Regions from separate parts of the Homo sapiens genome. Here region 2 is linked to region 1. Evidence: chromatin loops called from intact Hi-C (ENCODE). Cell type or tissue: ascending aorta. All regions are shown on one strand. Links, peaks and the distances in the headings refer to the core of each region. The heading gives the core; the rest is flanking DNA.

What was found. Hi-C counts contacts between places; a loop is a spot of excess contacts. Peaks named below come from ENCODE experiments on the same cell type or tissue, not always from the same donor. Only the 100,000 strongest peaks of a DNase experiment are listed, where the experiment ranks them.
Region 2: a loop joins it to region 1, with 2.6 times the contacts of the local background. A loop is called at or near these places in 1 of 110 quality-filtered maps.

Annotation. Positions count from the first base shown.
Region 1 is chr9:94,128,521-94,143,683 of GRCh38, forward strand. No RefSeq gene overlaps it. Among named protein-coding and RNA genes, the nearest start is that of MIRLET7A1HG, 30 kb to the right of the region's middle. RefSeq lists an enhancer at 12,582-12,751. In ascending aorta, for the core only: a CTCF peak has its summit at 6,835; a DNase peak (open chromatin) is centred at 6,921; H3K27ac peaks cover 4,246 bases.
Region 2 is chr9:94,022,553-94,037,715 of GRCh38, forward strand. It overlaps a transcript of PTPDC1 not described here. Among named protein-coding and RNA genes, the nearest start is that of PTPDC1, 54 kb to the right of the region's middle. RefSeq lists an enhancer at 7,800-7,849 and a silencer at 8,120-8,539. In ascending aorta, for the core only: no CTCF peak of the experiment used is centred there; a DNase peak (open chromatin) is centred at 8,189; H3K4me3 peaks cover 2,446 bases; H3K27ac peaks cover 1,176 bases.

The DNA of each region.
Region 1 (15,163 bases), core at 3,843-8,842:
GTGAGCAAAAAATGACCTGAAACTGAAACTCATATTTAAAAGGGAAGCAAAGCAAAAAATTTTGGAAAATTTGCAGCCTGGCCATCTGGTAGAAAAGAAAAGCTCATTTTCAGGGGAGGAATTCAAGCAGGCTACAGAAATTTGCAAAAGTAAAGAAGCCAAATGCTAATAACAGAGACAATGGGGAAGAGCCCTTAAAGGCACTTCAGAGAACTTTGTGGCAGCCCCACCCATCACAGGCTGGGAGGCCTAGGAGGACTGAATGGTTTTGTGGGCCAGGCCCAGGGTCCCAATGTCCTGCACAGCCTCAGGACACTGCTCCCTGCATCCCAGCCACTCCAACTCCAACCATGGCTCAAAGGAGCCCAGGTACAGCTCTGGCTACTGCTTCAGAGGATGCAAACCATAAGCCTTGGTGGCTTCTACTTGGTGTTAAGCATGTGGGTTCACAAAGTGCAAGAGTTGAGTCTTGGGAGTCTCCACCTAGATTTCAGAGGATGTATGGAAAAGCCTGGATGGTCAGGCAGAAGCCAGCTGCAGGGGCATAGCACTCATGGAGAACCTCTACTAGGGAAGTGCAGAGGAGAAATGTGGAGTTGGGGCCCCCACACAGAGTCCTTACTGGGGCACTGCCTAGTGGAGCTGTGAGAAGAGGGCCACCATCCTCCAAACCCAGAATGGTAGAGCCACTGACAGCTTGCACTATATGCCTGGAAAAGCTGCAAGCACTCAACACCAGCCTGTGAGAGTAGCCATGGGGGCTGACGCCCACAAAGCCACACAGGTGGAGCTTCCCAAGGCATTGGGAGTCTACCCTTATACCAGTGTGCCCTGGAGTTGAGACACAGAGTCAAAAGAGATTATTTTGGAGCTTTAAGATTAATGATTGCCCTTCTGCGTTTCAGACTTGCACATGGCCTGGAGACCCTTTCTTTTGGCCAATTTCTCATTTTGGAACATGAGTATTTACCCAATGCCTGTACCCCCACTGTATCTTGGAAGTAACTCACCTGGTCTTTATTTTACAGGCTTATAGGTAGAAGGGACTAGCCTTGTCTCAGATGAGATTTTGGACTTTGACTTTTGAGTTAATGCTGGAATAAGTTTAGACTCTGGGGGACTGTTGGGAAGGCATGATTGTATTTTCCAATGTGAGTAGGACATGAGATTTGGAGGGGCCAGGGGTGAAATGATATAGTTTGGATGTTGTCCTCACCAAAATCTCATCTTGAATTGTAATCCCCAGTGTTGGAAGTGGGGCCTAGCAGGAGGTATTGGATCATGAGGGGCAGAGTTCTCATGAATGGTTTAGCACCATCCCAGCCTCAGTACTCTACAGTGAGTGAGTTCTCACAAGATCTGGTTGTTTAAAAATGTGTAGTACCTCCCTCTTCTCTCTCTTCCTCCTGCTCCAGCTTTGTCTTCTGCCATAAGTAAAAGCTCCCCAAGGCCTCCTCAGAAGCAAATGCTGTCATGCTTTCTGTACAACCTGTGGAACTAGGAGCCACTTAAACCTCTTTTGTTATAAATTACCCAGTCTCAGTTATTTATTTATAGCAATGTGAGAACAGACTGATACAAGTATCTTGTTAAGATGTAAATATTATCCAAAGTAATCTACAGAATAAATGCAATTTCTGTAAAAATTCCAATAGTCTTTCTTTTTTCTTTTTTTTTTTTTTTTTGACGGAGTCTTGCTCTGTCTCCCAGGCTGGAATGCAGTGGCATGATCTCAGCTCACTGCAAGCTCTGCCTCCCAGGTTCATGTCATTCTCCTGCTTCAGCCTTCAGAGTAGCTGGGACTACGGGTGCCCGCCACTATGCCCAGCTAATTTTTTTTTTATATTTTTTAATAGAGACGGGGTTTCACCATGTTAGCCAGGATGGTCTTGATCTCCTGACCTCGTAATCCACCTGCCTCGGCCCCAATAGTCTTTCTTTACAGAAATGGAAAAGAGATTTTCTATTCAGCCAGTGCAACCCTTTTATATGTAAAGACCACAAACTTACATGAACATGGATGATATAGTTTGGCTCTGTGTCCCCACCCAAATCTCATGTCAAACTGTAATCCCCATGTGTTGGAGGAGGGGCCTGATGGGAGGTGACTGAATCATGGGGGCGGATGTTCCACTTGCTGTGTTCATTATAGTCAGTTCTCACGAGATTTGGTTGTTTGAAACTGCGTAGCACCTCCCCCTTGGCTCTCTCTCTCTCCTGCTCTGACATGTTAAGACGTGCTCTCTTCCCCTTTGCCTTTGGCCATGACTGTAAGTTTCCTGAGGCCTCCCAGCCATGCTTCCTATACAGCCTGCAGAACTGTGAGTCAATTAAACCTCTTTTTTTCATAAATTATCCAGTCTCAGGTAGTTCTTTATAGCAGTGTGAGAATGGACTCATACAGTAGAATAACTTAATTGAATATTGTTCAAATGAGTCCTTCCTGAGGAGTCTTCTAGACTAGGGATCAGAAAACTATGGCCTGCAGGCCAATCTAGCTCACTACTTGTTTTTGTATGGTGCATGAGCTATACAAAAGGTGTAACGTAAATATCAATGGGTCCATATAGATATAAATAAATGTTTCAACATGAAATAAGTGGGGGAGATTAGATAAATTGCCTGGACAGAATAATTCCATATTAATTTATGTAGCTAATTCCCTCTCCGCCCTACCCAAATGGGGGATGCACTTAGCAACTGGCTTCCAAACAATAGAGTATTGAAGTGAGGTTGTGGGAACAGAGAATAAGTTTACAGTGAAAAAAACCTGACAAACCCTACCTCAGCCATATGATCAAGGTTAACGTCCTCAGTAATGTCATGTCGATAGCATGTATCCATGATATATTGTGATGAGAATGCCACTTCTGCAGCCTCCCTCTCCAAACCCGTAATCCCAGACTAACTGTGAGAAAAACATCAGGCAACCCCAAATTGAAGGACATTCTGCAAAATGTCTGGGAAGTTCTTCTCAAAAACTACCAAGGTGATCAAGGACAAGGGAAGTCTGAGAAACTGTCATAGACCAGAGAAGGCTAAGGAGACAGAATGAATAAATGTAATGTGGCATCTTAGATTGGATCATGGAACAGAAAAAAGACATTGAGGAAAAATTGACGAAATCTAAATAAAGCATCACATGTAGCTAATAACAATGTGCCAATGTTGGTTTCTTAGTTGTGATACAGGTACCATGGTGATATAGAATGTTAATAATAGGGAAACTGGGTCAGGAGTATAGAGTGATTCTCTGTACAATCTTCGCAACTTTTCTTAACCTGCAAATATTATTTTTAAAAGTTTATTTTTAAGAAAGTTTTAAGGTATATATTAGACTGAATGTTTGTGTCTCCACAAAATGTATGTGTTGAAACCCCAAACTCCATGTGACTATATTTGGAGATGGGGCCTATGAAGAAGTGATTATGGTTAAATGAGCTCATAAAGCGAGGGTGGGCTCGTAATCTGATAGGGCTGGTGCCTTTATAAGACGAGAAAGATACCAGAGGTCTTTCTCCACCATGTGAGGACACAAGAAGGTGGACATTTACAAGACAAGAAGACAGCCCTCCCCAGGAATTAACCCTGCCGGATCTTGCTCTGGGACTTTAATCCTCTAGAACTATGAGAATAAAATTTCTGTTGTTTAAGCCACTCAGTCTGTGGTATTTTGCTGGGGTAGCCTGAGCTGACAAATATGAGGTGCATGACTGTACTATGGCAGGAGTGTGCACAGGATGCTACTAGAACACTACAAAAGAGACACAATGCCGGGCACAGTGGCTCAAGCCTGTAAACCCAGCACTTTGGGGGGCCAAGGTGGGTGGATCACAAGGTCAGCAGTTCCAGACCAGCCTGACCAACATGGTGAAACCCTGTTTCTACTAAAAATACAAAAAAATTAGCTAGGCGTAGTGGCGGGTGCCTGTAATCCCAGCGACTTGGGAGGCTGAGGCAGGAGAATTGCTTGAAACCAGAAGGCGGAAGTTGCAGTGAGCTGAGATTGCACCACTGCACTCTAGCCTGGGCAATAAGAGCGAAAAACTCTGTCTCAAAAAAAAAAGAGAGAGAGAGATACAATAATACATTATAAACTTCTGATGGTAATATACATGACAGCCTCTGAAATATTCACCCAAAACTGGAAACTGAATCACATCTAACTGTAAGTTTAACAGAGGACAGAGAATCACTTTGAAGACAACATGGAGATGCAACCAGAATAACCATTCTCTAAGAAGCTTTACAGGACAAATGACCTGCGTTCTTCAATAAATAAATTACAAGGGAGAGACTAGGAAGGAATCAATAATTGAAAAGGAGCTATCCGCCAAATACAATGTGTAGACCTGGTGAGGATCCTGATATGAATAAACTATTGTAAAACAGCAATGACAACAGCTAGATATTTTATTATATTAAAGAATGATAATCATTTGCTCTTGTTTGTTTGTTTTTGAGATGAAGTCTCACTCTGTGCTGGAGTGCAGTGGCGCAATCTTGGTCCTTACTGGCGCACTGCTTGGCTCACTGCAACCTCTGCTTCCCAAGTTCAAGCAATTCTCCTGCCTCAGCCTCCTGAGTAGCTGGGATTACAGGCACACACCACCATGCCCAGATAATTTTTGTATTTTTAGTTGAGATGGGGTTTCACCATGTTGGCCAGGCTGGTATCAAACTCTTGACCTCAAGTGATCTGCCACCCTCGGCAGCCCAAATGCTAGGATTACAAGCATGAGCCATCGCACCCAGCCGATCATTTGCTTTTAAAAGTTATAAATTTTAAAGATACAGAGTTATTTGCAAATAAAATGATGCAGTGTGGGCAATTTGTTTCAAAATTGGTAGGGGGAAGTGTCCTCATGAGATAAGGACATAGGCAGAGAAGTGAACTGAATTATAGATGAAACAAGGTTAGCCATCGATTTATCATTGTTAAAGCTGGGTGACGAATACATTGGGATTCGTTATTCTATTTTCTCTATGTTTGAATACATTTGAAATTTTCCATAATACAAAGCTAGAAAACAGCAATATGTATAACATCATTTTGAAAAAACTTACATAAACTATATATGACCTCCCCTTCCAGCCAAGATGGAGTAACAGGAACTGGACTTAACCTCCCTCCTGAAACAAGCAAACACACACAATGACAAAAGCAATAGTATATAAGACACTGGACCTCAGGCAATGAAAGACAGTGATCCCTGAGAGATGAGAAAAAACACTGTGAACTGCACAATCGCCACAGCTTTACCACCCGGAGAGAGCTTCCAGACTGTGGCAAAGAGAGAACAGAGGCAGAGCCTGGAAGATTCCTGCACTTGAGAAGATGGAGCTGAGGGCCTGGGAGACCAAGGCAGCTTGAGTTGATGGAGGCAGCTTGAGTTGATGGAGCAGAGTCTAGAGAGGAGAGAGACACACTGGCAGAAACTCCCAAGGATCTGCAGAGAGACACCCTGGAGTATTCAGATGAGCACTTCATTCATGAGAAAATTATCATGTTAACAAATCTGAGAAAACAAAAATGTGATAATCTTAAGATGCAGAAAAAGCATTTGATGAAATCCAACAAGATTCTTGATAAAAATTCTTAGCAAGTTGGTAATACGAACTTTCTCAATCTGGTAAAGGACAGCTACAGAAAACCTACAGGCACCATTGTACCTAGTAATGATGAAAGGCTGGACGCTGATCCCATAGGATCAGGAGCAGTTCCAAAATGCATGCTCTTGCCACTCCTATTCAGCATTGCACTGGAGGTTCTCACTAGTGCAGTTGTTACAGTGGGTAGCCAGTCAGACATGAGCAGGGCAGGAGAGGCACTCCCACCAGGAATGCCAGGTGACCATCAGTTGATGGCCAGGCAGTTATTAAACTGTCTCTCTGAAATAATTATTGGTTGCAGCCAGTGCCAGGGAAAGACAGTTTCCCAATAGACAGAAACACCTAAAACTGGTGATCAGCAGCTTCCCAATAAGATCTCAAGAGTTGGATGAGTGGGCTCAAGCATGTGCACTAAGAGGCAAAATGGTGGAGTTTAACTGGTATATGACCTTCCTCTAGGAATGCTAGACTGGTAGAGGAAAAACACCTGAAGTGAGCATGCATAGACTGTAGTAAACACACTGCACATGCGGCCTCTCCCAAGCGCTAGCAGGCCAATGCACATGCAGACAGCCCACCCCACGGGAAGAATCAGGGGAGAAGCAATGCACAACCCCACAAGTATGCCAGTGTATAAAACCCTAAGTCAAAGGTCAAACTGTGCACTTGAATCTCTCAAGTCGCCCGCCTGGCCCTCTTCCAAGAGTACTTCTTTTCATTCCTGCTCTAAAGCTTTTTAATAAACTTTCTCTCCTGCTCTAAAACTTGCCTCCGTCTCTCATTCTGCTTTATGCCCCTCACACAAGTTCTTCTGAGGAGGCAAGAAATGAGGTTGCTGCGGACCTGTACAGATTTGCCACTGCTAACACAATCAGGCAAGAAAAGAAATAAAAGACAAGGAGAATAGAAAGTAAAACTATTTTTATTCTCAAACATGACTGTCTATGTGGAAAACCTGATGGGTTCTAGAAAAACAAAGCTACTAGGTCAAATGAGTGAGCTTAGCAAAGCAGAGGGATACAAGGTCAACATACAAAAATCAACTGTGTTTCTATAAACTGGCAATGAACAATCCAAAATTGAAATTGACAAAACAATGTCCTTTACCATAGCATCAAAAAGATAAAATACTAGTGATAAATCTGCCAGAAAATGTGAAAGACCTGTTTTATTCATTTCCTAGGGCAGTCATAACAAATTACCACCACCTGGGTGGCTTAAAACAACAGTTTATTCTCTCACAGTGCTGGAGTCCAGAAGTCTGTCTGACATCAAGGTGTCGGTAGGGCTGCAGTACTTGCGAAAGCTCTAAGGAACAGTCTGTTCTTTGCCTCTTCCTGCTTCTGTTGGCTTCAGATGTTCCTTGGTATTTTTTGGCTTGTAGCCCCATCATTCCAATCTCTGCCTCCATCTTCACGTCATCTTCTCCTCCCTCTGTCTTTCTCCTCTGTATCTCTCTTACAAAAACATGTCTTTGGATTTAGAGCCCATCTGGAGAATTCTGAGTGAGCTCTGCATCTTGAGACATTTAATTGTATCTGCAGAGTTCTTTTTCCAAATAAGGTCATATTCTCAGACCCTGGGTATTAAGACATGGGCATATTTTGGGGCAGGGGCTATGATTCAACTCACTACATCCATACACTGAAAACTACAAAATACTGCTGAAAGAAATTAAACTGACCTAAATAAATGGAGACATACACCTTGTCCATGAGTCAGAGGATTCAAGATTGTTAGAATGTCAACTTCCCCCCGTAATTGACCTATGTATTCATTGCAATGCTAATCAAAATTCAAGCTGGCTTTTCTTGTAGAAATTGACAAGCTAATTATAAAGTTCATGTGGAAAGGCAAAGGATTTAGAATGACCAAGACAACTTTGAAAAAGAACAAAATTGGAGGGCTAACACTACCTGATTTCAAGAACTATTATAAAACTACAGTAATCAATACTGAGTGGTTTTGGTATATAGATAGATTAATGGAACAGAATAAGGATTCTAGAAAAAGACCCATGCATATATGGACACATGATTTTTGACAAAGGTACAAAGGCAAAGGAGTAGAGAAAGGATAGTGATTTTTTGTTTTGTTTTGTTTGTAGATATGAGGGTCTCACTGGGTTGACTGGGCCAGGCTTGAACTCCTGCCCTCAACCATCCTCCCACGTTGGCCTCCCAAAGTGCTGGTATTACAATCGTGAGCCACCTCACCTGTCTGAGAAAAGATAGTCTTTCAACAAATGGTGCTGGGACAATTAGACATTTATAGATATATAAAAGAACTTGGATGTATATCGTTCACCATATTAAAAAATCAACTCAAAAAGGATCATAAACCTAAATGTAAAATCTAAAATTATAAAATTTTTAGAAGAAAACATGAGAGAAACATGTGTGGCCTTGGGTTAGCTCAAGATTTGTGAGATGCAACACCAAAAGTACAATCCATAAGAACAGGTTGGTAAATTGAACTACATCAAAATTTAAAGTTTGTTCCTCAAAAGACACTGAGAGAGAATGAAAACAAAAACAAAAACAAAAAAACTTAACTGCTCTATGAGAAGAACGAGAAGACAATCCACAGACTAGGAAAGAATCTTTGCAAAGCATATATCTGTTAAAGGACTTGCATCCAGACTATATGAAAGCTCTCAAAATTCAACAGTAAGAAAAAAAGAGCAGCCCAAACTTTTAAGAGTCCAAAAGATTTGAATAGACCAACAAAGATATACAGTTGATAAATAAACACATGAAAATAGGCACTATTAGTCATTAGAGAAATGCAAATTAAAACGTCATTAGCTTTAGAGAAATACACACTTTAGAATGGTTAAAATTTAAAAGACCGACCATACCAAGTGTTGATGAGGATATAATGAAATGGAAACTCTCATCCACTTCCAGTGGGAATATAAAATGGCCCAATCCATTTAGAAAATGGTTTGGCAATACCTTATATGATCCAGCCATTCTGTCAGAGGCATTTGAACCAGAGCCAACTCCATCCTGAATAGGAACTGGGTAAAATGAGGCTGAGACCTACTGGGCTGCATTCCCAGGAGGTTAAGGCATTCTAAGTCACAGGATGAGATAGGAGGTAGTCACAAAATATAGGTCATAAAGACCTTGCTGATAAAACAGGCTGCAGTAAAGAAGCTGGCTAAAACACCAAATCAAGATGGCAACAAGAGTGATCTCTGGTCACCCTCACTGCTACACTCCCACCTACACCATGACAGTTTACAAATGCCATGGCAATGTCAGAAAGTTACTCTATATGGTCTAAAAAGGGGAGGCATGAATAATCCACCCCTTGTTTAGCATATCATCAAGAAATAATCATAAAAATGGGCAACCAGTAGCCCTCAGGACTGCTCTGCCTATAGAGTAGCCATTCTTTTATTCCATTACTTTCTTAATAAACTTGCTTTCACTTTATGCACTGACCTCGAATTCTTTCTTGCGAGAGATCCAAGAACCCTTTCTTGGGGTCTGGATCAGGATCCCTTTCCAATAACAATTCCACTCCTAGGCATTTACCCAAAAGAAAAAAAATACATATATCCCTACAAAGACTTGTACATGAGTGTTCACAGCAGCTTTATGTGGAATAGCCAAAAACTGGAAATAACACAAACATCCATGAACAGGTGAACAGATAAACTAACTGTGGTTATAAAAATAGGTGAAATACTATCTAGCAATTTAAAAAGAATAAGTTATTAACACATACAACAGGAATGAATTTCAACCTAATTATGCTGAGTGAAAGACTCTAGACAAAAAAAGAATTATATACTTTGTAATTTCATTTATATGAAACTCTAGAAAATGCAAAGTAATCTGTAGTGACAGATAGCTGATCTGTGGTTGCCTGGAGGTGGGGAAGGGAGAGGAAGGAGGCATGATCATAACTGAAAAGCAGGTTAGTTGCTTGCCACACACAGTATCCAATTAACAAAGTGAGATCTGGTACAAAACAAGTGAATTTATTCCAAAGCTAGCTTATGGAAAGAGGCACAAGGCGCCGTGACTTTAAATGTGCTGCTTCACTTTTGGAGCAGAAAACTTTTATAAGGTAGGCCGTGGGCCGGGCGCAGTGGCTCATGCCTGTAATCCCAACACTTTGGGAGGCCGAGGCGGGTGGATCCCAAGGTCAGGAATCCGAGACCAGCCTGACCAACGTGGGAAAACCCCGTCTCTACTAAAAATACAAAAATTAGCTAGGCATGGTGGTGTGTTCTTGTAATCCCAGCTACTTGGGAGGCTGAGGCAGGAGAATTGCTTGAACCGGGACCCAGGAGGCGGAGGTTGCAGTGAGCTGAGATCACGCCTCTGCACTCCAGCCTGGGCGACAGAGTGAGACTCTGTCTCAAAAAAAAAAAAGAAAGGTAGGGGGTGAAGTGTGCATGGGCAGGGGGTCCCAATGCTAGCTTGGTGACTTATCTATCCAACAGTTGAGTTGGCACCTTCTTGGGCAAAAATAAGTTGTAAACGTGGCCACACCAGCATGCTTTTGACATGCCCTCTGCATGGGTACAAGTTCTGAGGCAATCCCCTGGAGGTGAGAGTTCCATGGGGTATGTTTCAGTCTGCAAATCAACTGTCAACTGTCTTGGAGCACATAGTTAGATGAATTTGCCTTGTAGGTAGTGTCTGGTGAGGGGAGGTGAAGATTATATTTGCATTTCTGAAGGCCAAAGTAGGAAGCAGGAAACAGAGAGGGAAAGAAAAAGAAATAAATAAGAGAATTTTTTTTTAAATTTAAACTATCTCTTGGCTGGGCAAGGTGGCTTATGCCTGTAATCCCAGCACTTTGGAAGACCAAGGCAGGCAGATCACTTGAGACCAGGAGTTCAAGACTACCCTGGCCAACATGGTGAAACCCCGTCTCAACTAAAAATACAAAAATTAGCCAGGCGAAGTGGCACATGCTTGTAGTCCCAGCTACTTGGGAAGCTGAGGCAGGAGAATCGCTTGAGCCCAGAAGGCGGAGGTTGCAGTGAGCTGAGATCGCGCCACTGCACTCCAGCCTGGGCAACACAGAGTGAGACTCTGTCTCAAATAAATAAATAACCGCCTGACCATCACCTGATGGTTGCCTGACATTCCCTCCCACCCCTGGAGGCCCTCTCCTGCCCTGCTCATGTCTGCCTGACTACCTACTGTAACATAATGATGGTGGTTTTCTCTGGGGAGGGCTCTGGGAAGGGTTGTTATATACAAGGGGAACTTGAGCTTTAACTATCATTTGAATTTTTATGGCACAAATGTGCCGACATATTAACTGTATTATTTTTTAAAGTTAGAAAAAATTTTCTAGCTCACAACTGAGTTCTGATGTTTGTTGATTCTGAATCTTCAGCAAACCTCTATGAGTTGTAATATTTTTACAGTAGGAGCTTTGTTTTTACAATCTAAAATATCTTTAAATGAACTGAAATTTATTTTTATTTAAAATGTTTTTCCTAAGAATTTCTAAAGGACTGTGTTTGGAAAAAATCTGCTTTTTAACAGATGTCTTACATTCCCTCCTCAGTCCTGTCTCTAAATATTACTTGGTAAAAGTAACACACTATTTTTCTAGACTCTGACTAATGCTTCTTTGGGTTTTTTTTTTTTTTTTTTTTTTTTGGCCACCGCCCATTCAGAACACAACCTCTATTACCAGATGTTTGTCTTCCTGCTTTCTATATTTAAAAGTCACAGATGAGATTTAGCTGGTATAGCCACATAGTTATTTTTTTGTCAACAGTTTAAAGTTTTGACAATCGGCATTGGCAAACTAATTTGAAGACCAAAACAAAAAAAATCTTGATTTAATTAAAGAGCTTAAGAAAGATTTCAGCCTGTCTGACTTCCGCAGGGCAGGCCAGGAGGTCAGAATGGCGCTCAGAAGTCCTCCTCCACAGGAATTCTAACCCGGAGCGCCTGCTGGCTACTGCCCAGAAACTGAGTCATGAAGAAACCCCACGTGTAAAATAATCCTTCAGGCAAATGGGAAACGGTACCTTAGAATGGACTGTATCAGAGCCATGGACTCAAGATTTGAATGAAATACAGAGCCAGCTAAGTTCCCTCCCGCTGGAGCCATTCATTCAGCACTTCATTATGGAGCATCTTAGAGTCCTTCCTGGGCTTAGGGACACAAATGGACCACGGGCTGCGTCGGCTCCTCAGCAGTTCAACTAAGTGGGGAGGCAAGCTCTGGGAACAGACTGCAGCCCCAGGCCAGATGGCTTCTTACCGGGAACATACCAGGTCATGTGAGGCCAAGAGCCCTCTGGGAAGGCAGAGAAGGCTCCACAGAGGAGGGGACATGACTCGTGGATTTGTATGCAGAAAATAGAGGGACAAGAATTCTGGACAACAAAACAATAGATACTAGCACTCCCGGCCTTTCATTCTGAAAAGCCAAATCATCCTTTGTCCACGGACTGTAGGGAGAGGTTGGGGTAGAAATAAAGTCAGTGAGTCATTCTGGTGGCAAATTTCAAACAGCCCCAACCCCCACTTTTTAAAACAGTCCACAAACAGGTGAGCAAGAGTAGCGCATTTCTTCTCTTTCTTTAAACCAACTCAGTGTAGACTTCAAGCCCCCATCTCTCCCCAGGCAGGTGAAATACCTGATCTCAGTCATGCCAGGCCTCCAAGAATGTGCCACGGTCCCAAGACCATCCGCAGCCCTACAGGTTGGGCCAGGTCCTCTGCTCCCCATCCCAGGGCCTGGGCTGTTGAGATGTGGAGCCTCTGGGGAGGGACCACTAGCAAAGCTGGAACACGTGTGTATTCTCTCTTTAAAGGATAGAAATGTGCCTAGAGGCCAGCATTTCCAAACATGCAGAGGGCCTCTCTCCAGCTGGGCCGGGGGTGAGAGCAACCCTGGCATTAAGCCTGTTCCCATTCCACCATCTGCATGGATGGCTCTGTCCGAGGTTTTTAACCACAGACATCCTGGTAATCGGGTTCCAGGAGTTCAGAGACCTGTCTTCTAATTTGGCATCCTCTCTTGACCCCAAGAAAATCACTTTTATCTTTCTCTTTGTGTGAAGTCAGCTGGCCACACCCCCAGCCATTCAATTTGTCTACAGATTCTTGGGCAAATGTCTTTCAGTTCCAACTCCCTGTCTCCAACCCTGGGTCAGTCTCTGGGTCTCTTTCCACTTCCCTCCACACCCCTCAGGGCCTGTCTAAAGACGCATCCTCCACATTCTTTCCCCACTTCCAAGTCCCATGGTTTCCCTGGCTTTGTCTGATAGGTACCAAAATGGGTCCCAGCTGGAGTCCAGCTTGTCCCCCACAGTGGGGGCCAATGTCGCATCATCCCGCACAGCACAGTCCCCTCACCTCTGAGACCTCACTTCTGCTGTGTTTCCACCCTTCCCCCGGTGACATCTGCCCTCCTGGCCCACTTCAGAGGAATTTTCTCCATGCACTTCCCCAGACCCCAGGCCAGTGACCTTCTCTTAGTCTGAGAACTTGGCAAATTCTTCTCCTCAGACAGCACTCACTTCCTGCAGTGAGCATGCTGCCCCAGACAACTGCGGGCTCCTGGGAGGCAAGGGTGGCTCAGGACAAAGATTTCCCCAGACCCGCAGAGCCCGCTGGTGTCCAAGGGGAGCAGAGGAGGAGAAGAATCTGCTACAAGGAGATTCTACAGGAGATTCTACAGTGTGGAGAAAATTGCAACGAGGCAAAACCACATCAGCATCATGAGCTACAGGCAGGAATGGAACAGGTTCCACAGAGTCAGGAAAGGGTCCACCTCCATTTAAGTCGGGCGGCCTCTGGACAGGGGCGCAGGGGTGTGGGGCAGACCTCCCCCTCTCTGCCCCCTCATTTGCCCCCCTGCCAGCCTGCGTGTCCCCTCCCTCGGTTGCGCTCCCACCACCTTTGCCCTTGTCCCTGAATCCCCAGGCATCTGGCCTCTCTGGAACCAGTCACTGGTCATGTCTGAGGTTCCAGGTCCCCTGCTCCCTCTGACCTCAGAAGCAGTGTAGACTTACTGCCCGCTCTCCTCCCTTGGCCCCTCTGGCTGTCTGACCCCTTTTCTGGGTCCTACTCCTCCTCCTGGCCCAACTGTCAGTGCTGCCCACACCCCTCACTGCCTCCTGGGGAGGGGTCACCCCACTGCGCCCATCCCTCCCAGCCGCTGTGGCCTGGGAGCTGGCATTCACCACCCAGAGCCAAACACAAGGCCCTGGAGCTTGTCCTGCCCCAGGGCCACCAGGATGAAGGCTGGCTGTCCTGCTGCCTCCTGTACCCTCTCTGTTTCATTTCCATCTGTAAAAGGCAGTGCCAAGAATGGTGGTTGTCAGAAGCTATGGGGAGCGGGAATGGGGAGTTGTTGTTCAATGGGGACAGAGTTTCAGTTTGAACTGAACCAATAAAAACGTTCTGGAGATGAATGGTGGTGTTGGTTGCACAATCATGTGAATGCATTTAATGCCACTGATCTGGACAATTAAAAATGGTGAGGATGGTAAATTTTATGTTATGCATATTTTACCAAAATTTTTTGTTTGTTTTTTTCGAGACAGAGTCTTGCTCCAACCTGTTGCCCAGGCTGGAATGCAGTGGCGCCATCGTGGCTCACTGCAACCTCCTCCTCCCAGATTTAAGCAATTCTCCTGCCTCAGCCTCTGCAGTAGCTGGGATTACAGGTGCCCACCACCACCCCTGGCTAATTTTTGTATTTTTAGTAGAGATGGGGTTTCACTCCACTGGCCAGGCTGGTCTCAAACTCCTGACCTCATGATCCTCCCACCTCGGCCTCCAAAAGTGCTGGGATTATAGGCTTGAGCCACTGCACCCAGCCTACCACAATATTTTTAAATGAGAAGAAAGAGCATTGCCCAATAGTGCCTACTTTGCACTGTTGCTTACTGATTAAATGGGATGATGTTTGCAGAATACTGAATGCAATGCCCGCATCCAATAACAGTTCAATAAATGACCTCTAAATTATCTCTAGATCTTCAGTCACAGTCTCCAGTTGCCTGCCAGACACTCCCACATACCCTTCATACCTCGTCTTGGGGCAAATGAAATGCCTGCTGGGGCTGACGCTGCCAAGAGCAGAGCCCAGACTGAATCCCACTCCCATTACCCCTCAGCCTGTTCTCCACACACAGAGGCCTGACAGAGGAAACAGGGGTGGGACGAGACAGGCCTGGGCAGTGCAGCTCCCAGAGTGGTCCCCACTTGGAAAGTGGGGTGCAGAAAATAAGAGTCAGGATTTAGAAAATCTATGCCAATCTGACAGTGTCTGATGAATAGAATAATTAAAGTTGGGTTTGTATTCTGGATGTCTTTTAAAAATATTTTTCCAGTAGTTTATCTTTACGTTATGAAAGTGTTGATCTGTGTTATATTAGAAATTTTTAAAAAGAGACCAGGCACCATGGCTCATGCCTGTAATCTCAGCACTTTGAGAGGCCAAAGTGGATGGATCACTTGAGGCCAGGAGTTCAAGACCAGCCTGGCCAACAAGGTGAAACCCTGTCTCTACTAAAAATACAAAAACCATCCGGGCGCGGTAGCAG
Region 2 (15,163 bases), core at 5,895-10,894, 100 kb before region 1:
GTTGTTGAATTTTGTCAAAGGCCTTTTCTGCATCTATTGAGATAATCATGTGGTTTTTGTCTTTGGTTCTGTTTATATGCTGGATTACATTTATTGATTTGTGTATATTGAACCAGCCTTGCATTCCAGGGATGAGCCCACTTGATCATGGTGGATAAGCTTTTTGATGTGCTGCTGGATTTGGTTTGCCAGTATTTTATTGAGGATTTTTGCATCAATGTTCATCAAGGCTATTGGTCTAAAATTCTCTTTTTTCATTGTGTCTCTGCCTGGCTTTGGTATCAGGATGCTGCTGGCCTCATAAAATGAGTTAGGGAGGATTCCCTCTTTTTCTGTTGATTGGAATAGCTTCAGAAGGAATGGTACCAGTTCCTCCTTGTACCTCTGGTAGAATTTGGCTGTGAATCCATCTGGTCCTGGACTCTTTTTGGTTGGTAAGCTATTGATTATTGCCTCAATTTCAGAGCCTGTAATTGGTCTATTCAGAGATTCAACTTCTTCCTGGTTTAGTCTTTGGAGGGTGTATGTGTTGAGGAATTTATCCATTTCTTCTAGATTTTCTAGTTTATTTGCGTAGAGGTGTTTGTAGTATTCTCTGATGGTAGTTTGTATATCTGTGGGATCGGTGGTGATATCCCCTTTATCATTTTTTATTGTGTCTATTTGATTCTTCTCTCTTTTCTTCTTTATTAGTCTTGCTAGTGGTCTATCAATTTTGTTGATCCTTTCAAAAAACCAGCTCCTGGATTCATTAATTTATTGAAGGGTTTTTTGTGTCTCTATTTCCTTCAGTTCTGCTCTGATTTTAGTTATTTCTTGCCTTCTGCTAGCTTTTGAATGTGTTTGCTCTTACTTTTCTAGTTCTTTTAATTGTGATGTTAGGGTGTCAATTTTGGATCTTTCCTGCTTTCTCTTGTGGGCATTTAGTGCTATAAATTTCCCTCTACACACTGCTTTGAATGTGTCCCAGAGATTATGGTATGTTGTGTCTTTGTTCTCGTTGGTTTCAAAGAACATCTTTATTTCTGCCTTCATTTCATTATGTACCCAGTAGGCATTCAGGAGCAGGTTGTTCAGTTTTCATGTAGTTGAGCGGTTTTGAGTGAGTTTCTTAATCCTGAGTTCTAGTTTGATTGCACTGTGGTCTGAGAGACAGTTTGTTATAATTTCTGTTCTTTTACATTTGCTGAGGACAGCTTTACTTCCGACTATGTGGTCAATTTTGGAATAGTTGTGGTGTGGTGCTGAAAAAAATGTATATTCTGTTGATTTGGGGTGGAGAGTTCTGTAGATGTCTATTAGGTCCGCTTGGTGCAGAGCTGAGTTCAATTCCTGGGTATCCTTGTTAACTTTCTGTCTCGTTGATCTGTCTAATGTTGACAATGGGGTGTTAAAAGTCTCCCATTATTATTGTGTGGGAGTCTAAGTCTCTTTGTAGGTCACTCAGGACTTGCTTTATGAATCTGGGTGCTCCTGTATTGGGTGCATATATATTTAGGATAGTTAGCTCTTCTTGTTGAACTGATCCCTTTACCATTATGTAATGGCCTTCTTTGTCTCTTTTGATCTTTGTTGGTTTAAAGTCTGTTTTATCAGAGACTAGGATTGTAACCTCTGCCTTTTTTTGTTTTCCATTTGCTTGGTAGATCTTCCTCCATCCTTTTATTTTGAGCCTATGTGTGTCTCTGCACATGAGATGGGTTTCCTGAATACAGCACACTGATGGGTCTTGACTCTTTATCCAATTTGCCAGTCTGTGTCTTTTAATTGGAGAATTTAGTCCATTTACATTTAAAGTTCATATTGTTATGTGTGAATTTGATCCTGTCATTATGATGTTAGCTGGTTATTTTGCTCATTAGTTGATGCAGTTTCTTCCTAGCCTCGATGGCTTTTACAATTTGGCATGATTTTGCAGCAGCTGGTACCAGTTGTTCCTTTCCATGCTTAGTGCTTCCTTCAGGAGCTCTTTTAGGGCAGGCCTGGTGGTAACAAAATCTCTCAGCATTTGCTTGTCTGTAAAGGATTTTATTTCTCCTTCACTTATGAAGCTTAGTTTGGCTGGATATGAAATTCTGGGTTGAAAATTCTTTTCTTTAAGAATGTTGAATATTGGCCCCCACTCTCTTCTGGCTTGTAGAGTTTCTGCCAAGAGATCTGCTGTTAGTCTGATGGGCTTCCCTTTGTGGGTAACCCGACCTTTCTCTCTGGCTGCCCTTAACATTTATTCCTTCATTTCAACTTTGGTGAATCTGACAATTATGTGTCTTGGAGTTACTCTTCTCGAGGAGTATCTTTGTGGCGTTCTCTGTATTTCCTGAATCTGAATGTTGGCCTGCCTTGCTAGATTGGGGAAGTTCTCCTGGATAATATCCTGCAGAGTGTTTTCCAACTTGGTTCCATTCTCCCCGTCACTTTCAGGTACACCAATGAGACATAGATTTGGCCTTTTCACATAGTCCCATATTTCTTGGAGGCTTTGTTCGTTTCTTTTTATTCTTTTTTCTCTAAACTTCTCTTCTCGCTTCATTTCATTCATTTGATCTTCCATCACTGATACCCTTTCTTCTAGTTGATCGCATCGGTTTCTGAGGCTTCTGCATTCTTCACGTAGTTCTCAAGCCTTGGCTTTCAGCTCCATCAGCTCCTTTAAGCACTTCTCTGTATTGGTTATTCTAGTTATACATTAGTCTAAATTTTTTTCAAAGTTTTTAACTTCTTTGCCTTTGGTTTGAATTTCCTCCTGTAGCTCGGAGTAGTTTAATCGTCTGAAGCCTTCTTCTCTCAACTCGTCAAAGTCATTCTCCGTCCAGCTTTGTTCCGTTGCTGGTGAGGAACTGCGTTCCTTTGGAGGAGGAGAGGCACTCGGCTTTTTAGAGTTTCCAGTTTTTCTGCTCTGTTTTTTCCCTATCTTTGTGCTTTTATCTACTTTTGGTCTTTGATGATGGTGATGTACAGTGGGTTTTTGGTGTGGATGTCCTTTCTGTTTGTTAGTTTTCCTTCTAACAGACAGGACCCTCAGCTGCAGGTCTGTTGGAGTTTGCTAGAGGTCCACTCCAGACCGTTTGCCTAGGTATCAGCAGCGGTGGCTGCAGAACAGCGGATTTTCGTGAACCGCGAATGCTGCTGTGTGATCGTTCCTCTGGAAGTTTTGTCTCAGAGGAGTACCCGGCCGTGTGAGGTGTCAGTCTGCCCCTACTGGGGGGTGCCTCCCAGTTAGGCTGCTCGGGAGTCAGGGGTCAGGGACCCACTTGAGGAGGCAGTCTGCCCGTTCTCAGATCTCCAGCTGCATGCTGGGAGAACCACTGCTCTCTTCAAAGCTGTCAGACAGGGACACTTAAGTCTGCAGAGGTTACTGCTGTCTTTTTGTTTGTCTGTGCCCTGCCCCCAGAGGTGGAGTCTACAGGGGCAGGCAGGCCTCCTTGAGCTGTGGTGGGGTCCACCCAGTTCAAGCTTCCTGGCTGCTTTGTTTACCTAAGCAAGCCTGGGCAATGGTGCGTGCCCCTCCCCCAGCCTCGCTGCCGCCTTGCAGTTTGATCTCAGACTGCTGTGCTAGCAATCAGCGAGACTCCGTGGGCGTAGGACCCTCCGAGCCAGGTGCGGGATATAATCTCCTGGTGTGCCGTTTTTTAAGCCCGTCGGAAAAGCGCAGTATTAGGGTGGGAGTGCCCTGATTTTACAGGTGCCATCTGTCACCTCTTTCTTTGACTAGGAAAGGGAACTCCCTGGCCCCTTGCGCTTCCCGAGTGAGGCAATGCCTCGCCCTGCTTCGGCTCACGCACAGTGCACTGCACCCAGTGTTCTGCGCCCACTGACTGGCACTCCCTAGTTAGATGAACCCAGTACCTCAGATGGAAATGCAGAAATCACCTGTCTTCTACATCGCTCACACTGGGAGCTGTAGACCAGAGCTGTTCCTATTCGGCCATCTTGGCTGCCCCCCTCTGACATTTCTAAGCATGCCATCAAAGGCAGAATGCATCAGGAAAATCAATAGAATTGATTTCAAAAAACACTAAAAACTTTTTATGGCCAAAAATCCCCCATAAACAAAATTATCCCCTAGAAACAAAATAACAAAAATATTAACAAACATAAATAAACTAGGAAACATATTTGCAATCCACAAACAAAGGGCACTTAACATACAAAGTGCTTTCACAATTGCAAAATGGGCTAAAGTCATGAAAAGATAATTCAAAAAACACAATGTCCAGTAAACACATAAAAATATGTTTGAGTTCACTAATTTAACAAATTCAAATTAAAACAATAAGAAATATTTTTTTCACTCATTAGATTGGCAAATATTAAACTTATGGGTAATGCCAATGTTGGCAAGTTATGCATACCAACCAGCATTGTCAAACATTCTTAGAAATATAAATGGGCTTAGTTTTCTGGATAGCTATTTTACAATATGCAAAGAAAAAAAGATTTAAAAAGTATACCATCTGACTCAGCAATTCACTCTGGGTATTATCCTAAGAAAATAATCAGAGAAGTCACAAAGGTATATGCATGAGGACATTTACTGTAATGCTGTTTATAATGAAAAATTTAAAATATCCTAGTATCCATAGAGGATAGTTAAATAAATTATGTTGCAGTCCTATAGTGGAATATTATGTTACCATTAAAAATTATAATGATTCTCTCTCCTTTGTTGGCTTTGAAGAAGTAAGCTGCCATTTCTGAGGTCTATGGAGAGGACCACGAGGCAAAGAATTGAGGGTGGCCTTTAGAAGCTGACAGCAGCCCATTGCTGATAGTCAGCAAGAAAATGGTGACCTGTCTATAGCTGCAAGGAGATGAATTCTGCCAATAACTTGAGGGCACATGGAAGTGGATCTTTTCCCAGTTGAGCTTCTGATAAGATTGTAGCCCTGGCCAGTACTTGAATTGCAATCTGTTGACAGAAACTGTGACAGGACTGATGATGCACAGAAACAGATAATAAACGTGTGGTGTTTTAAGCCATTAAGTCTGTGGTACTCAGCAAAGCTGTCTAAGATATGTTACGTAAAAAATAAGTTATGAAACAGTACGTATGATATGATCTTATTTTAAAGTAAACTTATATTTAAATAAATGTTCATAGAAAAATGTCTTGGACAATGTAAACCACTAGGTGTATTCCTCATACTTTTCTGCCTTTCTTGAAACTTATCTTCAATGAACATGTATATTATAAAGATAGATGTATTTTCATTTTTAAAGAAAAAACAATATCCAAAACCTTGGGAAGAGAGTTTATCTGTGATGTGTAATTTTTGTGTCATAATGATGCTACAGTTTTAAGCCCTTAGAAATTTAGAAAACTAAAGAATTTATGTATAACTAAATAATTTATGTATAAATAATACAGTGATTTTTTTTTCCACTGCGGGATCCTGTTGTTATTGAGTTGGAACTCCAAGAAGGTTGTTAGGTAAACATGGAATGAAAGTAATACCCACATATTACTCAAATTTGTGGAATAACCATCCAAGTTACAGTAGAGGAATGAGGTCTACATAGTCCAGATTTCCCATACAATGCTTATTTAAAATACTAAAGTCATTTAATTTTTGGTTACAAAATATAATCCTAATAGCTATAGAATACACCTTTCAAATGGCTGGAATACAGTATTTATATCCAGTTGTAAGATGTGAAAATCAACTAGAGACTCTGTGCTATTGAGTTTGCTGAAGAAAACATCACACACATGACCTCTATCCTTGATTGTGCTCTCTATCCAATTTAATAATCTTTTCATGGATCCAAATGAAATCTCATCCCCTCCCAAGGGGGGCATGTTTAAACACTCTCAACTTCCTATCCCACTACTTTCCCTCTCACCCTTGGCAGATAATCTGGTTGGCCTAACTAGGGTTATCCATCTATCCACTAGTTGGGGGAACACAAGGCATCTTAATAATGCCACCAAGACTACACACAAGGTGAAGAAATAGTTTCCCCAAAGCAAGGGAAGGAGTGGATGCTATGGCCAAAGGATGCAAACTCCCTGGCATGGCACACATGATCCATCATGACAGGACACTAACTCCTCAATATGTTCTTCTACCCCCACTTTCTTCATAGCCAGTGTCACATATGCTGGCTTCTCTCACATCAACATAATTTTAGACTATCTGATCCCTCTGCTTGGACTGCCATTCCACTTACTTAGCTTGATCCGCTCAAGCTTGATTTTCAAGACTCAGGTCAATCACCATTTCTTTAGAAAGTCTTCTCTAACGAAAATCCCTCTTTTTCCCTCTCTCCAGCCAGGTTGGATACTCTTCTCATGTCTCCCACACCGCCCAAATACCGTTATCATGATGTGTTCTAATTGTTTTTATACTTGTCTGTCTCCCCATAGACTGTGGGCAGGGTAACGTCTAATTCACCTTGGAATTGTTAATGCTTAGTGCAGCACAAGTATACACAAGACATTGTTTATTAAATGTATGAAACCAATCCATTACTTTTTTTTTTTTTTTTGAGATGGAGTCTTGCTCTGTGGCCCAGGCTGGAGTGCAGTGGTGCGATCTCCACTCACTGCAACCTCTGCCCCCTGGGTTCAAGCAATTCTCCTGCCTCAGCCTCCCTAGTAGCTGGGATTACAGGCGTGCACTACCACGCCTGGCTAATTTTTGTATTTTTAGTAGAGACGAGGTTTCTCCATGTTGGCCAGGCTGGTCTCAAATTCCTGACCTCATGTGATCCGCCCACCTCAGCCTCCCAAAGTGCTGGAATTACAGGCTTGAGCCACAATGCCCAGTCTCCATTACTTATTAACAAGCCCAAGTATGGGCACTGTTCTCTGTAGGACAGTGCTGAGAAATACCAAGTCAACGTTTTCAAATGTCTTTTCATCTGCTGCTTACTAAAACAAATTTTTTACATCATTACCATACTGGTGTTTAGATGTCACACTATTTTTGCATTGGTGTATTATATGGGGCCCGCTTCCTGAGCCACAGGGCAGTATGGTAGCTTCATCTTGTTTGTTGATTCCTGTCAGCTTTAGGCAGAGTGGCCTTTGTGGACTCGGTACAGAAAATTACATTCTTAGGTCCATGTGCTTGCAACTCTGCAGCCAACTGGTATCAGACCATCTGGTCAATCTAACAGCCTCTCTGCATTCACAGTTTGTCACCATTTCTATCTTCCAGTGTCATCTGCAACATGGGGCTAGTAATGCCTACCTAGAGGGATTAAATGTGAAAATATATGTAAAGTATCCAGTATAGGGTCTGCCACAGAGTATGTATTTGCCTAGTGAGTTGTTCTGCACATGCAGGGGAAGGACTTACTTCTACTGAGCCATGAGACCCAAGACCACTTGCGAGGGTGAAAAAACAAGATGCAGCAGATTGCTAGTTGCTTAATCAAATTCATTCTTCCCTTCATTTTGGAAAGATTTTTAAGGGCATCAATGTGCCAAGTTAAGATTACAGTTTCCAGCTCTGAGAGGTCATGATACTAAATTCGAGTCTGTAAGATGTAGTTAGAAGGTTTTGTGTGGGACTTCCAGAAAGGCCCTTTCTAAAATAAGGATGTGATGGCTGGAGCTCCAACTACCATTTTGGCCCATAAGGCAAATTGGTGGACACAAGCCAGGTGTAGGGATGACAGAGCCGAACGACCTTAGGTACCTTCCTCCCACTTTCTTTTATGGGAGAGGGGAAAAGCCCCTCGTGGGTTTAGGATACTGGAATCTGGGGGTTCCTGTTACACGCAGGCAAACCCCGTCAGCCACTCTGTAAACTGCTGGGCCTTGCTCTCACCCAGATTCTGCTCCTCGGATTTCTCTGAACCACCTGGGGCCGCGACGAACCACCTGGGGCCGCGACGCCGTAAGAGTTGGGACGATAGGACCAGTAGAAGCAGGAGGAACAACACAGGAAGCGCGCCCGGAGAGGCGGCCAGTCGCTGGGTTCCGTCCGCGGTGCTCCAGGGCTCTCCTGGCTCTTCCTCCATTCACTCTTCTCGACCCTGTGGCCGGGGAGCGCTTGCAGCCAGCTCCGCCGCCGTCCTTCTTGGCTCGCGCCGTCCCCTAGCCGTCCTCACGCCGTCCCCTTACTTAGGGTCCCCTTTCCGCACCCGCGCCATCCCCTCAGCGTCCCTCACGGTTCCCTCACCGCCCGCGCCCGTTCGAAAATGCCCAGAGCCACCGCTCTCGTCACGGTCCGCTTCAGGCCTCCATTGGCCAGCACACGTCACGTGCGGCGTGTGGCGGCTGACATTGGCGGGCGGGCGCGCTGAGGGCAGCGCCGGGGACGCGGCCTCAGCAGGGGCGCCCCGCCACGGGGAGCAGCCCAGGCGCTCGCCCCAGGACGTTGTCCGGCGGGCTGGGCTGGGACCCCTCTGCCTCCAGGGCGCGTCGGGAGCAGCAGGGATCGGTGCCGCGCCGTGAGGGTGCGCAGAGGCTGCCCTCGGGCCCGCTACCCACAGACCCTCCGCGGGGCAGCGTCTCCGGGCCGGCCGCGCCCTGGTCCGCCGACCGCAGACGACTTGTGACACGGACGGCGCGTCCTGCTGACCCCAGCCGGCGCCGAGGGCTTGGAATCTCGAGCGGGAAAAGGTTCGGAATTCGCAGCTAGTTTAGCCGCACACTCAGTATGGTTCTTTCAGATTTGTTTTTTTAAACGTCTAGATATTAAGTGATGCGTGGTGGAGGCAAATCACTGAGGGTCGTGAGCTTGAAACTAAAGTTTAAAGGTCTTGGATTTGAGGGTCTCACATTCAGATGTCTGCAGGGACCAGGCTGGGAGATGCTGGGAGAACCCCCACGTTCTGGGGTGGCGAGTGCCTCTCAACTGCCGCTGGAAGCGATCTCAGATTTTTCATGAGAAGTTGAATATCGGGATTTTTATGTGAAATCTCTTGATTTGTAAATGTTGGCAATCAATTAAAAAAAAAAGAAGAAACACTGGAAGCCAAGCAAAAGACATTTATAAGCTGGTTCTAGTCTGCCAGTTTGTGACCTCTAATTTAGGTCTAATTCTGCCACTAAATTAGTCACGTGACCTTGACCAAGTCATTTATCTCTCGGACATGCATTCTCAACATGGGTGATATTGCTCATGTTCTTAGGGGGAAAAAAGATCGTAGATATTACCGTCCTTTGTGGCCTTCCAAAGAGCCTCAAAACAAGCAGATATACGTTATACCTATGTCATTGAAATTTTATGGGGTTAGCAGATTCGGAAATAAAATGTCTAAAACGTCTCCTGGGAGGAGAGGGGGAAAATCAAGAAAAGGTTGAGAAACACTGCTTTAGGGAGGTGGATAAGCAGATGATCCTGCGATAGTTATGTATGTGGAAGGATTAAAACATACTAGCATTCATAGATTGAGAACCGGAAAACTCCGAGAGGTCATCTTATAAATGTTCCATGCCAGGCACTGTTAACACACACACGTACAGGTACATACATATATACACACATACATATGTCCACACAATTTTATTTGATCTCCACAACAAAGTGTCGTTTCATTTACTGTGTGGGAAAACAAGCTCAGAGGGTTTGGGTGACGTGTCACAGTCAGAGCTATTAATATTAAATGGAAGAACTGGGATTTAAATCCAAGTCTATGTGGCTCCAAAACCACCCACTCATCCTGTTGGCTCCCAGCTTGTCCAGTTGTGTCCAGACCTCTTAGTGCACAAGAATTCCACCTTGTGGCTTTTTAAAAATGCAAAATCTCAGCTCCCACTCCAGAAATGAGGATTCAGTATCAGGGACAGGGCTGGAGGATCTGCATTTTCACACCCTTCTAGGATGATTCCCATATTGGTGACCCAGGGACCATTTTAAGAACAATTGTTCTAGTCTAATTTCCCACCCAATCCCAAAGTCTTCGTGGGGTTGTACCCAAGGGGCTCAAATTTCTCCTCCCAAACAGAGATTCCATCTCCTTTTCCAGACAAGTGACCATTCAAGCTTTGGAAGGAAATCTTTTGTTGGAGGAAACCAAGGTTTAGGAGACAGCACCCTATCCTGTGGAACAGCTCTCATTTTGAGACAGTCCTGACAATTTTGCTTTGCTTTTTTAAAATGAGCTTCCTTCTGTGATATTCTGATCCTCCTTGAAAACTAGGTTCAAGGCATTTATTTGAAAGTTACTATTAAAGTTTTATTATTTATTTATTTTGAGACGGGGTCTCACTCTGTCGCCCAGTCTGGTCTCATACTCCTGGGCTTAAATTAATCCTTGACCTCCTGTAGTGCTGGGATTACAGGTATGAACCACCACACCTGGCCTCACAGTTCTCTTAAAAGCACATCCTTTTTCTTTTTCTCTATTTATTTATTTATTTTTTAAGTTTGAAACAGTGTCTCGCTCAGGTGCCCAGGCTGGAGTGCAGTGGTGCAATCTCAGCTCACTGCATCCTCAACCTGCCAGGCTCAAGCAATCCTCCCACCTCAGCTTCCCAAGTAGGTGGGATTACTGCTGTGTGCCACCACGCCCAGCTACTTTTTGTATTTTTTATGGAGATGGAGTTTCGCCATGTTCCCCAGGCTGGTCTTGAATTCCTGGGCTCAAGTAATCTCCCGCCTCAGCCTCCCAAAGTGCTGGGATTACAGCTATGAGCCACCGTCCCCAGCCTGCACGTCCTTTTTCAAAACCAACAACTGCCTCAAAGTCCAGACATTTTCTTTGTTCTAAATTAAGCAGTATAGAGGATGGGAAAATGTATACATCGAAATGTTTCTTCAGAATCATGTTTTATATAAGTTACTTATATATTTCTTTTTCTAAAAATGATGTAAGTTGAATAATCAAAACATTTCTTTGCAATTATTATCTGGATCGTTTCACGTACCTCATGTGTTGTTACTGAAAAAGTTGTATTTCATTTTTCTGGTTTCTGTGGAGGCAACATGGGGTACAGGAAATAAAGTGTGTTTAAGGAAGAACCGGTGTTCTAATCCCAATTCCAGTACTTTCTAGTTATGTGACCTCGGGCTGGTGACGTCCTCTCTGATTCTCAGTTCTTCCTCTCTGATTCTCACTTTCCTAATCTTTAAAATGGGGACAGTGCCTCCAGGGTTGTGACATTTATATGAGACAGCATGTGTAAAGCCCTAGTAGAGTGCTAAGCACAACTATTTTCTATTAATATTAGTTTTTTTCCTCTCTCACTCTCTTTAGAGCAAATTTATGAGTTCCTATCCTGCTGTAATATTTAAGATCATTTTGATTTCCAAAAAGATGCATTTTCTGGAGCACTTAACTGTATGTGAGACATAAAAAAATTCATAAAAAAAATAGTGGGCCATCTTTTTAAAAAACTTTGCTGAGAAAACTAAGGGCAAATTGACTATCTAGTTTCTTATCAGGTTTTGCTCTCTATGACCAAAGTCATCCATTTGTTAATTTAGCAGATATTTATGAACACTTATCATGTGCCAGGCAGTATAGTAGATGTAGACAATATAACTGTAAAGAAGACAGACAAGGTCCCTAACCTAAAATAAATTATATAAGAAAAAGATAGTAAGCAAATAAAGTAATTACAGATTTTGATAAATGCTTAAACAGTAAAACTGAATAATGTCAGTGAATTTAACATGGTAAGAAAATATGTTCCTCACTGAGTTTAAATTTGTGAAAAAATATTAGGAAATTATCTTAAACTCTTAAGTCTTAATTAAGGTTTTGAAATTAGGCTGTGTCAGAAAATGGGAGATTTGTGGCCAAGCACAGTGGTTCACGCCTGTAATTCCAGCACTTTGGGAGACTGAGACGGGTGGATCACCTGAGGTCAGGAGTTCAAGACCAGCCTGGCCAACATGGTGAAACCCCATCTCTACTAAAAATACAAAAATTAGTGGAGTGTGGTAATGCAGACCTGTACTCCCAGCTACTCAGGAAGCTGAGGCAGGAGAATTGCTTGAACCTGGGAGACGGAGGTTGCAGTGAGCCGAGATCATGCCACTGCACTCCAGCCTGGACAATAGAGTGAGACTCTGTCTCAGAAAAAACCAAACAAACAGAAAAGAAAACAGAGATTTAAGGAAAATAAATGAGAACACAGTTAAAGATTTCCTAGGTCTGAAATGTTTTACAGTTTATCCAAGGGATGTAATTTACATTTCTTCCATTAAAGTATCAATGTTTTGGTAATTTTTCTGCTTAACTTCTAAGAAATTATGATGTCATTTTTCTTAGAAATCATTCTGTATAAGAACAATTAATATGGACACTTTATTAGAAAATTGTGCCCCCAATAATCTTTCTCAGTGGTTTCTCTGAATTTTTTAAATTTTATTTTAAATTGACAGTTTATAATTGTATATATTTATGGGGTGCAAAATGATGCTGTGGTTTAATTCAATGTGGAATAACTAAGTCAAGCTAATTAATATATTCATCACCTCACGTACTTATTTTTTGTGATGAGAACATTTGAAATTTATCAATTTTAAAATGTATATGATTCATTTAGAATCATGCCTTTGCAGTCAATAGTAATATGTTTACTTTATACCTTATAATTCAACTCTTAGGTGGAAAAGATTCTAGGAATTTACATTTTCTCCACTTCCTTGAGTCTTCTGTTTTAGGAATTAAATTGCCTGTTTAATTGGTGTTGTGACTGTGTTTTTATTTTATTCTGTTCCCAATACTGTTTCCCAAGAAGTTTGCAATATAATGTAATACACTGTTATTAACTATATTCACCACACTGTGCAATAGATCTCAATTTTTAAAAACCCTATCCTTCTTGTCTAACTGAGGCTTTGTACCCTTTTGCCTTCATCTTCCTATTCCTCCCAGCTGTCAGCTTCTGGTAACCACCATTCTGTTCTCTGCTTCTATGAGTTCAGGTGTTTTAGATTCCTCATATAAGTGGAACATGTGGTATTTGTACTTCTGTGCCTGGCTTATTTCACTTTGCATAATGGTCTCTTAGTTCTCTTATTCCATCCACGTTGTGGCAAATGTCAGAATGTATTTCTTTTTTAAGGCTGAATAGTAGTCCATTGTGTATATATGCCACATTTTCTTTATCCATTCATCTGTTGATAGACACTTAGTTTGATTCCGTAACTTGGCCATTGTGAATACTGCTACAATAAACGTGGGCATGCAGACATCTCTTCAACTGATTTCAAATCTTTTGGGTAAATACCCAGAAGTGGGACTGCCGAATAGAGTGGTAGTCCTATTTTTAATTTTTTGAGGAAACTTTATACTGTTTTCTGTAATGGCTATACCAATTTACATACCCACCAACAGGACACAAGGTTTCCCCTTTTTCCACATCTTTGCCAACACCTATCTTTTGACTTACTGGTAATGCCATCCTAACAGGTGTGAGGTGATATCTCCTCATGATTTTGATTTGCACTCCCTCATGATTAGTGATGTTGAGCACTTTTTCATGTACCTGTTGGCCATTTGTATGTCTTATTTGGAAAAATGTCTGTTCAGGTCCTTTGCCCATTTTTAATCGGATTATTTGTTTTTTTTTTTGTTTTTTTTTTGCTACTGAGTTGTATGAGTTCCTGATGTATTTTGGATATTAATCCCTTATCAGATATATGGTTTGCAAACATTTTCTCCCATTCTGTAGGTTGTCTTGTCATTTTGTTGATTCTTCCCTTTGCTGTGCAGAATCTTTTTGGTTTGTTGTAGACCTTTTTTATTTTTGCTTTTGTTGACTGCTTTTAGTGTCACATCCAAAAAATTATTGCCAAGACTAATGTCAAAGAGCTTTATCCCTCTGTTTTTGTCTCAGAGTTTTCCAGCTTTAGGTGTTAGATTTAAGTCTTTAATCCATTTTGAGTTATATAATTTTTGTAAGTGGTGTAAGATAGGAGTCCTGTTTGTTTCTTTTATTTTTTTTCATGTAAGTATCTAGTTTTCCCAACACGATTTATTTAAAAGATTATCCTTTCCCCATCATGTACTCTTGGCACCTTTGTCAAATATTGAACATATATGCGTGGGTTTATTTAGATTAATTTTTTGTCATGTTTTAAAACCTAACCATTGTGTTCTTGGATGGTAAACCTTGTGATATTAACCCGTAACTTTTTGAGTGATAAGTTCCACCACAAGGCCATAACCTGCTCTGATTCTGGTGGCTACAAAAGAATACTTCCTCTCTGTTCTATGTGGGATGAGTAAGTATCAATCTCTGGATTAGACTTCCCTGGCTGGATGCTGCAGTGCACAGCAGAGGGAGTTGGCTACTATAGGTGGAGAATGGTTAGAAGACTCACAAATAATTAATCCAGGGAACAGAGTTGCATTTTTTCATCTCTAAGAGTCATTTCTATACATTACAATTCAAGCAGCACCATTTGTTCCCTTGACGCCTGTTTTATCCGGTAATTTGTAGCAATCTACCCTTCAAAAGGAAAGTTACCTTGTCCTATATGGTTTGAACTCAGAACATTCTTTTATTAAATTTTGAGCACTTACTATGTGCCAGGCATTGTAATGGTTTAAATGGATCTACTACAAGATTGCATGGCCAAATTTTATATGCTTAAGAAGATCTAGGTAATGTTAGCTTTCATGGAAATATTTTCTCATTTAGAATCTTGCCTTTGCAGTCAATCTTAATGTGTTACTTTTATACCTTATAAAGACTAATTCAACTCTTAGGTGGAAAAGATTCTAGGAATTTACATTTTCTCCATTTCCTTGAGTCTTCTGTTTTAGGAATTAAATTGCCTATTTAATTAGTGTTGTGACTGTTTTTATTTTATTCTGTTCCCAATACTGTTTCCCAAGAAGTTTGCAGTATAATTGTCTTTTAAAAATAACATTGTTTTCTTCTCAAAGTAATATGTATTGTCAAATTTAGAAAATATCAGTAGAGAATAAAAACCACCCATAATCCACCCTGTTAATATTTTAGTTTATATTTTTCCAGTCTTTTATATGTGTACTTATTTTATATATGTGTATGTGTGTGTTTCTTTTATAAAAATGAGATATGTTCTCTTTTGTAGCTTGTAATTTTTAATCTAATAATATATGGTAAGTAAGTAGCTTTTTACTCTCATGATTGTTTTTAAACAGAATTTTTTTTTTCTAGAACAGGGACCAGAAGAATACTATTAATAAATTACTGTACAGGATAAATTCAGAAACCCAAACTGGAACCCAGGAACAAAATCCACTTCTCTGCTCCTTTCCATCC